2 separate regions of the Mus musculus genome follow, and region 2 is linked to region 1. Evidence: chromatin contacts called from ENCODE POLR2A ChIA-PET data. All regions are on one chromosome and are shown on one strand. Each heading gives the region's core, a stretch centred on a gene start or an enhancer-like site at or near the end of the contact. The rest is flanking DNA. Distances are from core to core; before and after follow the strand shown.

What was found. ChIA-PET counts read pairs that join two places held with the same protein, here RNA polymerase II (POLR2A).
Region 2: POLR2A ChIA-PET joins it to region 1 with 27 read pairs in Patski. The contact joins the promoter of Rpl4 here to the promoter of Lctl in region 1. POLR2A ChIA-PET finds 5 or more read pairs at or near these places in 3 of 5 experiments (Patski and embryonic stem cell).

What each region holds. Positions count from the first base shown.
Region 1 is chr9:64,114,872-64,120,668 of GRCm38, reverse strand. It overlaps Lctl (lactase-like), which reads right to left and starts at 3,522. Exons shown (of 14, transcript NM_145835.2): 1 at 3,369-3,522; 2 at 2,821-3,054; 3 at 1,726-1,889; 4 at 1,154-1,241; 5 at 821-930. The coding sequence starts at 2,935.
Region 2 is chr9:64,171,033-64,176,829 of GRCm38, reverse strand. Rpl4 (ribosomal protein L4) reads right to left here and starts at 3,443. Exons shown (of 10, transcript NM_024212.4): 1 at 3,397-3,443; 2 at 1,835-2,006; 3 at 1,530-1,636; 4 at 1,108-1,246; 5 at 614-738. The coding sequence starts at 3,399. It overlaps Zwilch (zwilch kinetochore protein), which reads left to right and starts at 3,899. Exons shown (of 19, transcript NM_026507.4): 1 at 3,899-4,012. The coding sequence starts at 3,939. It overlaps Gm23344 (a small nucleolar RNA gene), which reads right to left and starts at 1,782; the gene lies at 1,715-1,782. Snord16a (small nucleolar RNA, C/D box 16A) reads right to left here and starts at 1,398; the gene lies at 1,308-1,398. It also overlaps Gm22571 and Gm23136.

The DNA of each region.
Region 1 (5,797 bases), core at 2,273-4,772:
CTTATGCCGAATGTTCTGGGAAACATTAGGATCCCACTCTTCATTTACTACAAGCAGCATAGCCTCCCAGATAATGCTTTGTAAGTGTCTATGTACCGAGAGTGGGGGCTGAATCAACTTCAGGTTTTGAGTTTTTTTGTTTTGTTGTTGTTTTTTTTCGAGACAGGGTTTCTCTGTGTAGTCCTGGCTGTTCTGGAACTCACTTTGTAGACCAGGCTGGCCTTGAACTCAGAAATCCTCCTGTCTCTGCCTCCCAAGTGCTGGGATTAAAGGCGTGCGCCACCACCGCCCGGCAACTTCAGGTATTTTAATTACTCTCCAGATTATTTTTGAGACGGAAACTCAGGGATTTGATTCTGCTACGTTGGATGGCCATCTCACCAAATGCTAGGATTACAGGCACATCCTACCCGCCATGCCTGGCTTTTTATGTGAGTGCTGAAGACGGTCCAATGAGCCATCTCTCCAGCCCCATGGATGTTATGAACCCTCCACACGAACAGGATCCAGTAAAAAAAACCGACATAGCTAGTTCATGCCTTTCTCCCTTCTGCCTCTGCCTCGTGGGGACACAGCGCCCCCTAGAGGACGCAGTGTTCAAGACACCATTTTGGAAGCACAGGCCAGTCCCTAGAACTAAGACAAGCTAATAATGATTTTAACTTCACCAGGCTGTGGCATTCTGTCAGAGCAGCACAAATAAGTTAAGACAACCACTCACCACATCTTTCTGACCAGAGTCAGACTCTAGGCTCTGGCCGTTTTTTTGGACACTGTTAGTCCTCACACCAGGCTCCCTCCTGCTGAACCAAGGCCTCACCTGTGGTAGGTCCCAGTGGTGCAAGGTCACAACGGGGGTGATGTTGCTCTTCAGGAGAGCGTCAATGAAATCGCTGTAGAATTTGATTCCTCTCTTGTTCACCTGTTCAGCTGTAAGTGAAACAGAACTCAGGGCTTTCCTCTGGGGCACAACATTCTTGGGTCTCCTGGCCTTCTGCAGGCTGAAGCAACCATAGCCCAGTGTCCTGAGCCATAGAAGAATGCCATCGATATACCTGGAGCTCAGTTACCTGCTGAGCCCATGCTCCTGGGCTGGTCACCCTTGCCTGACACTGATCCCCACAGAGCCTGGGGAGGGACTGTTATCACTCACCTCTGACCCCCGTGGGCAGGAGCCGCGGCCAAGACAGGGAAAATCGGTAGTGGCTGACTTGTAGTTCCTTCAGCAGGGCAATGTCCTCCTGTATAGATAGGGTGGGGAAGCAGGGATAGGTCACCTGGGCTATGAGGGAGCAGGAGACAAGTCTTGGGGGCCTCAAGGATGTCCTCTAAAATGACGATACTATGAGTTCCGGCTCCACACTGGGCAATGTGATCACATACAGAAGTCCATGCAAGATTGTCTGTAAACTTGAAGGAGAACAGGGGATCTGAGAGTGAGCTGCCCCATGCCCTCCTGCAGGTTTTGGGGCCAAGTCACTGTTTGTTGTTGTTGTTGTTGTTGTTGTTGTTGTTGTTTTGGCACCTGGTTGCTGGCCCTTCTCATTTTTCCTCTTCCTACACCCTGGCACTCCCAGCCTCATCCACCACTGCCTCGCGCTCTCTTGGGCTGTGCTGGGTACAGTTTGTTTAGCAGAACATCAGGTTGATATTGTCAGTGAGATGCCCCCATATGCCACTCACCACCTCTCAGGCAGGATGGCACACACAACCCCCTTCACGCACCTGAACTTTATAGTAGCTGTCACAGGCTGTGTCTGCTGTGTCACCTCCTAGCACCTGTTCCTTTCTGCCATGTGTGAAGGCATCCCAGATGCTGGGCCCTTTCCCATCCTCGTCCCATGCACCTTCTGTCTGGTAGGCAGAACTGCCCACGCCCCAGGAGAAGCCTGTAGAGAGAGATCCCACACCAGGCCCTGGACCACCACTCCAACTTCACCTACATTGGGAACTCTATGGTGGCCAGGCTCAGGGTGCCCTGCCCCAGCTCCCTGGAATAGGAATGTAGGGGACAGGGAGAGGGAAGATACAGAATTAAAAACATTTTTGTGTGCAATTACAGCTCTAATTAGCATCCATTGTCTGTAGATATTAATAGCTTGCTTTAGATTTTTATTTTTTATCAATTTGTGGGGGGTGTTGGGTAGGACGGCTGGTGAATACAGGTGTCTGAAGAGGCCAGAAGAGGATCCCGTGGAGTTGGAAATCCAGGCAGTTATGAGTTACCAGATGGATGTGGGTGCTGGGAACTGAACCCCACGCCTGTATAGGAGCAGTAAGCATTTTTAAAAAAGATTTATTGTTATATGTAAGTACTCTGTAGCTGTCTTCAGACACACCAGAAGAGGGTATCAGATCTCCACCATGGTTGTGAGCCACCATGTGCTGGGATTTGAACTCAGGACCTTCAGAAGAGCTGTCAGTGCTCTTAAGTGCTAAGCCATCTCTCCAGTCCTAAAATAAACATTCTTAACTGATGAATTCTAATTCTAGTAACTTTTAAAAAGTTTCTGGGTTGGGGATATAGCTCAATACCAAAGTACTTGCCTAGCATGGCCAAGACTTTAAGTTGGATTCTCAGCATTGCACAGACACAGGGATGGACAGACAATCCTCCCACCCTGGACTTCCATCTTTCTACCAGGGAATTTCCTTCTAGAACATTCACGTGGATGTTTTCCCCATCCTATGAGACAGGAAGCCAGAGCATCCAATTCCAATTCCTTGGCAAGTCAGCCAAGGTAGGAAGACCAATAGAGACTGACAAATGGATAGACAGACAGACAGTCTAAGGACAGAATAGTGGAGGAATGGACATACCGGGTGGAAAGGTTCCATAGTAGAAGGATGCCTCTTCTGGGGGTCCTCTCCAGGCAGTCCCTACCCTGGGCACCAGCAGGATCCACCCAAGGATGATGACCCACACTGGCTTCATGACACCTCACCTTCCTCCATGCCTAAGAGCCCCTGTCAGCTCAGGGACACAGGCCAGGAGGGAAAGGAAAGGGGCCACAGAGCGGCTTGCTTGGGCACACAGCAGCTGTGTGTGGGACCCTGCATTAAACAATGTGCAGAAGCTGAGCCAATGGGCCCAACTTCAAACTGGTTCCCATTCTGATCATGGTGTGTTGGAATGATGCAGCCCACACCTCTCAAGTAGCTCCTATCTAGTGGGGAACCTACTTCTGCCTCAGAAAGTGCCAGTCTGCTGGGGGAACCCCAAAACCTAGAGCACCCCTCAGCCTCTTACCTCCCAACTGTGTAGCCTGTATGGGGTGCTCTCCCTATCTAGGGCCCTCTGTCCTTAGCTGTCAGAAAGAGATCTCTTCCCACTGGGAACCCCTTTCTGATTAAGCCCACCAGCTTACCCAAGATGGTGTTCAGCCCTCGACACCCCCAGGGCCACTGTTGTCAGTTACCAGTCTCTCTGAATGACTCCTGGGCCCCACACTCCCCACCAAAGCAGAACCTACAGGCATGGAATCCTCTAGTCAGGGGTGTGATCTGTGGCCTGACACCAACAAAGAGTCTCAGTAATTCCACAGGGAGGGCACAGGCCAGAATGCTGAGCTGACCAAAAGCAATGGAGTCAGCAGTAGCCTGGCACTGGGCCTGGGCATCCAGCTGGCTCCTTCCCAAGGAAGAAGGGCGGCATCGGGGGAGGTGACCTCGTCCTCCCAGCTCCCTCTGGGCCTCACATGTAACCTTCAGCACAGTCCTGGGCATCCTGAGGAGGGGGTGTGGACTTGGGACCACTTGGGACTTGGGGTGATAATGTTTCAGTGTACCTTTCTTGCTGCCACGGGGGGGGGGGGGGATCTCTCAAGAAGGTGATGTTGGGTTTTCCACATAAGCCTCCTCTCCTCAGATTTCTCATCTTTTCCTCAGCTTCTCATTCTGCCATTGCTATCTGTGAAACTGTGTGAGTCAATTCTCCCACCTGGTTCCATCCCAAAGCAGCTCTGTTAGCAAAGAGCCTCCATCAGAGGCGCCTCCCCTCCTGATAATCCACTCAGCCTGAAGCCTCCTTTGCCTCCCCGAATGCGTCTCTCTCAGCCTCAGGCCTTCCCCCATTGTGGTTGGGCTTTTTCTATCCATTCTCCAAGTGTTCCCTAGGCCACCTCCTCCACCTTCGGGAAGTCCCTAGAGCTGCCTATCCCCAGCCCTCCAGCCTGCAATTCCATGTTACCAGTGAACTTGTCCCTGCCTCCTCTCAGAGCCCTGCTCCCCTGGGGTACAGAGGTATGCCTGCCCCTCCACCCAAGATCCCTAGAGTCAGAGAAGTCAACACTCAACAGTGTGGGGCAAAACGGAATTTTACAATTGCCATAAAAATGGCTAACACTGGCAGGCAGTGGTGGTGCACACCTTTAATCCCAGCACTTGGGAGGCAGAGGCAGGCGGATTTCTGAGTTCGAGGCCAGCCTGGTCTACTGAGTGAGTTCCAGGACAGCCAGGGCTACACAGAGAAACCCTGTCTCGAAAAACTTAAAAAGTGGCTAACACTGTGGATTAGTTAATCTTGTCAACTTGATAGTTCTTAGAGTCAACATGGAGACTAATCTTTGGCTGTGTCTGTTAGGAATTACCTATATAGGGTCAGTGTCAGAAGACCCGAAGTGAATGTGGGCAACACCATCCCATCTCTGCTTCCTGACTGCAGATGCCCGAGGCCAGCCACTTCCTGCTCCTTCCCGCCCCCCTTAGGTGTTCTGTCTCACCAACACGTCACTGAGACACTGACTGGGTGGACAACCACAACCTTCACAGATTGCTTTATTTAGTTCTAGTGTCTGAGTGAGGGAGTTGCAACAGCTTTGCCTTCTTCTTCTTTTTTTTTTTCCAAAAACAAGTTTTTATTAGATATTTTCTTCATTTACGTTTCAAACGCTATCCCAAAAGTTCCCTATACCCTCCCCCTCAGCTCTGCTTTTATTAAATCGTTTTTTAATGGTTTATGTTTGTTTTGTTTTGTTTTATTTTGTTTTTTTGGTTTTTCGAGACAGGGTTTCTCTGTGTAGCCTTGGCTGTCCTGGAACTCAGTTTGTAGACCAAGCTGGCCTCGAACTCAGAGCTCCACCTGCCTCTGCCTCCCAAGTGCTGGGATTAAAGGTGTGTGCCACCACGCCCAGCAATGGTTTATGTTTTACATGCATTGGTGTTTTGCCTGCATGTATGTCTATGTGAGGATGTCAGATACCTTAGAAATTGAGTTATAGACAGTTGTTAGCTGCCATGTGGGTGTTGGGAATTGATCCCAGGTCCTCTGGAAAAGCAGCCAGTGCTCTTAACCACAGAGATATTCCTCTAGCCCAAAACAGCTGTTTTGAGGTAGTCCCTCCTAGACATGACCTCTAGCCTTCAGGTCCACTCCACCCCATTGACTGCAGTCCTTCAGGCCCTCCCTCTGGTTGGTGTCCAGAGACAACAGCAAGGTAGATACCTGCACACTAAGGGGTCCAGTTGGGGGCTGAGACTGAATCTTCAGGCTCCCAGGTGTGTTTGGGGACCTGGTGGGCTAGGACTTCTTCTCTTTCCTTGTATTATTCCTGCAATGCCAGCTCAGGTCATGTTCACAACTGAGAGGGCCGTTGGGCATCTCTCCTAGTGACCATAGCCCCCATGGGCTATTTCTGTGGTACCCCCTTTCCAACCAGTGGGCTCTAGGCATGCTGTGTTCTAGGTTGACAGTGGCAGGAAACATACCACTTTAAGAGCTGATGTCATCTCTGAAAAATGTCCCTACCCAGGAGCCTGGGCCTCGTGTTTATGTTGGAAAGGCTGGTCAGCCAGCATG
Region 2 (5,797 bases), core at 2,194-4,693, 56 kb before region 1:
ACTTTTATCCATGAAATTCACAACTTTCTGTTACCATTTCAAGTCTCAAATCTCAGTTAAAGTTTTGAGCTGCTCAGCAATAATTTTCGTCAACCTTCTGATTCAGCTTACTGACAGCAGGCAACTGTCACTGAAAACAGAGTAAGACGCAAATTACAACATCATTGCAAGCCCAAAAGCCCTTTCTGTACCCCCCCCAAAAGACAGCAAGACTTCTCTCCAATGTATTTACAGCCAGGCAGTGGTGGCACACACCTTTAATCCCAGAACTCAGGAGGCAGAGGCAGGCAGATTTCTTGAGTTTGAGGCCAGCCTGGTCTACAGAGTGAGTTCCAGGACAGCCAAGGCTACACAGAGAAACCCTGTCTCGAAACACCAAAAAAGTATTTACATGTCCATCTTCCTTTAAATACTACAAAACGCCATCTACACTGGATAGGTTACCTATAGGGAACTTGGGTTAACGCAACCACCCCTATCTTTGCTACTTTGGCTCTTTGAAAGGAAGTTTCTATATCCAATAAAAACTGAAGCCACCCACCCATTAAACCTCAACTTATCCTTTGAATCCAAATCTGCCAGTATGGAAGATCAGTGTATATGGTGAGCTTACCTTTTTGATGTCATTCCAAGCTTTGAGTTTCTTGAGCAGCTGAACAGCCTCCTTGGTCTTCTTGTAACCTTCAACCTTATCTTCAACCACCAGCGGCAGCTCAGGAACCTCCTCAATACGATGACCTAACAAAACCAATTTAATACTTAACAGCAAAGTCTCATCTTTCCCCCCAGAAACACTGTTCCAGAACTCAAAAGATACTGTCTCTGCTTTCAGTGGCAGATGTCTCACTTTGCACCACACCTCAAAATAAACCATCATGCAATTTGCGCCAAATCAGAATTTCCACTAATATCATGCGTTTCAGAAACACGGACCATTAAGTGGAATTTCATCATTTTGACAGTCAAGAACATTATAAGAATGTGATAAGAGCCTACTATGTTGATGTAAGCATAAGTGACTTTAGCAGGCAGAGAGAAACAGAATTCATGAAAGCAATTTACTTAGGTACAAGTTAAAACTAAATGTCACATATCAAAGCATCAGACCTTTAGACATCACCAAAGCTGGTAAGGCCGAGGCAGCCAGGGCAGAACAGATGGCATATCGTTTTTGGGTTGTATTCACTCTGCGGTGCCAACGACGCCAGGTTTTGGTTGGTGCAAACATGCGTCCCCCACGACACATCTGTTTTCTTTGTCAAGAATTAACATCTTTTTCAAATTTAGAAAATTAACAAGATTACTACTTGCTCAGTAACAATGTTCGTCAACCTTCTGAACCAGCATACTGACAGCAGGCAACTGTCGCTGTGAACAGAGTAAGACGCAAATTACGACATCACTGCAAGTTCCCAGCCAAACATCTCCAGATTTTTGTCTAGAGAGACTCTAGTATGTTTAAACATGATTCAAATATTAATTAGCCTAAGTCCAGTTGGTCAGTTGCCAAGAGCACTAATCAAGGATACATTTCCAAAGGCACCCTGGCCAGATCGGTGGGTCCCACCACCTCGAACTCTTGGAATTCGAGCCACAGCTCTGCCAGTACCCCAAGACTCAGCACTGGTCTGATGACCTAAAATTGGGAAGAACAAAAGGTTTAGGAACTAACTCATAACAAACCCATGACTTAAAACTAATGCATGATAAAGGCAGTATCAGAATAGCCAAGGAAAATCATGTAGTTCAGAAACACGGACCAATGGAATCTCATCATTTACTGCAAAGGAGCCCTGGAAAGTATATAACCATGATGACGAATGCAAATCCATACCTGCCAATTCACTGACGGCATAGGGCTGTCTGTTGTTTTTCCTCAAGTTGGTGTGAACGAAGTTCACAATATCTGGTCGAATGGGAGCTTTGAACACAGCTGGCAAAGTGACATTCTTGCCAGATGACTCTCCCTTTTCGGAGTACACCGATATGAGGGGACGGGCACAAGCCTTGGAAGGAATAAAAAAAGTAACTAAAACAGAGGAAGTACCATCTCCTGTATTTGAAACCTAGATTTTAAAGCCCACATTATTAGTACTTGCAAACAGATATGACTCCCTGGGGACTAGGAAGGCAGGTGTTAACTGTGTGAGACAGGAAATACAATGCCAATAAAACCATATAATGTTATAATAATAATAATGGATTCACTTAAAAATAATCAAGAGTACTTATATTGACAACATTGGAGACACATTCATCCCATAATTAAATGTCAAGAGCTTGATATCTGGAGACAAATATGTAAATACAGAAGTAAAAGTCCCAATATTTGAGGCCATATACAGGCCAATCTGTGGAATCAGTTTGAGGCAAGTATTGCTTTGCAGGAGACCCCAAATTCAAGCAACACAGTAAACCACCACTGGGTTTATCATTTCAATAGTTTTACAGCAAAAGGACAACCTGAAAATCTATCAATTTTAATGAGAAACAAACTTGGAAGCAACATTATAAAAACTGTTCATAGATACTGTTTAATGAGGACATGTTAAATTAATTCTACCCTCACCAACTTCAGCAAAGCTGGCCTGCTCATTTATCCAATGTTCCAGACCCCTTCAAATTCAGAAACGTTTTGATACTCTGAAAGACTCTTAACTGAGGATTCCACCAGCACTTAGGTCTGACCTATTTCCCATGTGCCCTTCCAGATACTATACCATCTCTTCTACTATACCCCCCTTTAAGTCGTCTCACAATAGGACAACCTATCTAGTCGGTTTAACGATGAATCTAACAGTCTCCAAATTACTGTGGTCAGAACAACCTTAATCCATCTACAGATAAACATTCGTGGTAAAACAATATACTAATTACTACTGAAAACTCGCTTAAGATTCAAAGGTCTAGATTACATCATATAAAGTAACGAAGACATGCATTTCCAGAAATTGTCTTAAAGAGGTGAAGGCAATCTTCCTGGAAAGCATAAATTCAGATATCCTTCAGCCCTTTTCTTTGAAGACAATTTCTCCGGACTGAAAGCACATGACCCGCCACGGCCTGTGCGGAGTTGTCATCGGACGATCTCGAACCCCTGACAAGTCTCTGGCATCAAAACGCTCGGCTTCCAGCAACCCTGCTTAGAACTAAGCAAAGCTTAGAACTAAGAAAAGCTAAGATCCCAAAGGTTCCTCTACCATCCACCTGGCGCTGTTGCCCACGTTGCCTCTAAGATGGCTGCCTCAGCGCCCACAACTCAGCTCCGGCCAGAAAAGGTGCTAGGTTTCCTTTCCCTCGTCTCCTCTCTGCAGATTCCATGTTCTGAACCTTCGCCCTCCTCTATAGCCGCCCCCCAGACCAGGGGGAAGCCCAGTGTAGAAGACCTCCACTCACCATGACGGGGAGAGGAGAAGGCCACGCTCCTCTCTACCCGGCTGCTCCCACAGGAAAAGGAAAGACTTGTCACTTGTACTCTATATATCCTTCCACTCGTCTTCCGCATCCTGCCCCTTATCAAAATCAAATTAGAGACACGATCTATCTTTCTGCTACATGTAAAAATTTCAAAAGGTAATATTATTGCGTGACGTGTGTTAAAATTATGTATTCATTTTTTTTAAAGTTAAAAAGAGTGATTAGAAAGGAGGGACTCTTTTTCGCGGAATAATTCGTAACTCGTCACAACTCTCGCGAGAATTATCTTTCTCCTCATCCCGCCCACCCTCATCATAACATCTCTTTTAGTCCATTTTTTCCCCCCTAACAGAAATGGGAGACTTTTGGAATAGTAAATTGAGGGGATGCTCTACTAAATTAAAGCAATGTGTTAGCGTTGAGTACAAACCGAACTTAAAGCGTGAAGTAGTTCCGGCGGGGCGGGGTCATGGCCTCTGACGTCATTGTCTGGGCGCGCAGTTCAGTTTAACTTCTTAGCAATGGACGGAGGCCACGGCGGTATGTGGTCGCGAATGAACCGCGCGGCGGAGGAGTTTTATGCTCGTCTCCGGCAGTGAGTTGTGGTTGGGGAATGGGATGGTACTTGTCCCTCCCCTGCCGGTGGTGTTTGCCACAGCTGGCTGCCGGCTTTCCTGGACCTGGGATGTGAGAGGCAGCCAGGGCTCTGCGGAGGCCTAGGCTACTGCCGGCCTCCGGAGAAAACACCCGAGCTTACCCAAGGGAGGCAAGATGGCAAAGCAGTGTACGGATTGGACTGATGTACACGCTTCTAAGTAGAGGCTCCTGGGACACAGAGAGCTAGATGTCATCGGGCCTCAAGCTCAGAAACGGACAGAATCCGCATCGACCCTCCTCGGCAGCCTCCTGATGCCGAGATGAGAGGCGTGAGCCGTGCCACAAATTCACTGTGTTCCCTCAGTGAAATTCTGTCAACTTCTACATCCTGTGTGAAAATCTAAGTCAGCGACTCACATCAGAATCACCCACAGGGTTGCCAAAATATACATTGACTGGCTCAGCCTCTGAGATTTTTGATTTCGTAGGCCTGATGTGAAGACAAAAAACTTTAATTCTAGGTGCAAGGTGTTGCTAGTTGGGTATAGCCCATTAGTCTCTAAATGCTATCATTTTTAACTGCCATTATTGCCCCTCCTGTTTACAAAAGCAGTAATAATTTTTCACTACTACAGGAAAAGAACTAATGTGCTTTTGTTTTTTAAGATAGTTTCAGAGCCCGGCGTGGTGGCGCACGCCTTTAATCCCAGCACTCGGGAGGCAGAGGCAGGCGAAGTTCGAGGCCAGCCTGGTCTAGAGAGTGAGTTCCAGGACAGCCAGAGCTATACAGAGAAACCCTGTCTCGAAAAATCAAAAAAAAAAAAAAAAAAAAAAAAAATAGTGTCTCTGTGTAACCCTGTCTGTCTTGGAACTCAATCTGTAGAGTAGGCTGGCCTGGAACTCAGAGATCCGGCCGCCTCAGCCCTCAGAGTGCTGGGGGTCAAAGGCGGGAGCCACCACTGCCCAGCTAAAACTAGTGGGTTTTAGTGGTTGGGTTTTTGTTGTTGTGTTGTGTTTGTTTTTTTTTGTTTTTTTTTTTTTTGAGACAGGGTTTCTCTGTGTAGCACTGGTTGTCCTGGAACTCACTCTGTAGACCAGGCTGGCCTTGAACTCAGAAATTCACCTGCCTCTGCCTCCCTAGTGCTACGAATAAAAGCATGAGCCACCACGCCCAACAAAACTGATGTTTTTAAAGAAGCTAATGTCTTTGAGCTCAGGAACTTGAGTTGTTTTTAACTGTTGTGGTATTTTGCCATGGTGTTAAGTACTTTATTGTTTTAAACCCAAGATCTCTGAGTTTGGACTTGTAAACATCGTGGCCCGGTGTCCAATGTGCTGTCCTTACAGGCATGTACCATTATGCCCAGCTTTTGAGGTTCTGGAAATGGCTTCACACATTTTAGGCAAGCACTGTTATTCCCGAGTTATGTTCTCAGCTTCTATGGTTGTTTTATGTCTGTTTTATCACCTCCATTGATACAAATTTATTTAGATCCTTTATGCTTACTAATTCTTTCCTGGATGTTTTCATCTTTCCATGCATAAACTCTAGAAGTTTTCACTTACTGTATCCCTCTCCGTGCCTACTGAAGTTTCTTGGTGATCTCCAGGGCTTCACCACAAACCTAGGAAGAAATTACCATTCTTGCCGATGTGGCATTTAACTCCAGAATTCTTCAAGTTAAGAGTCCTAAACTTAAAAGACCAGCCAGCTTCTTTCTTTTCATCTTTCCCAGACTCCCAGCCACTTCTGTTGTTTTAATTCTTCGCTGAGGATCAGAGG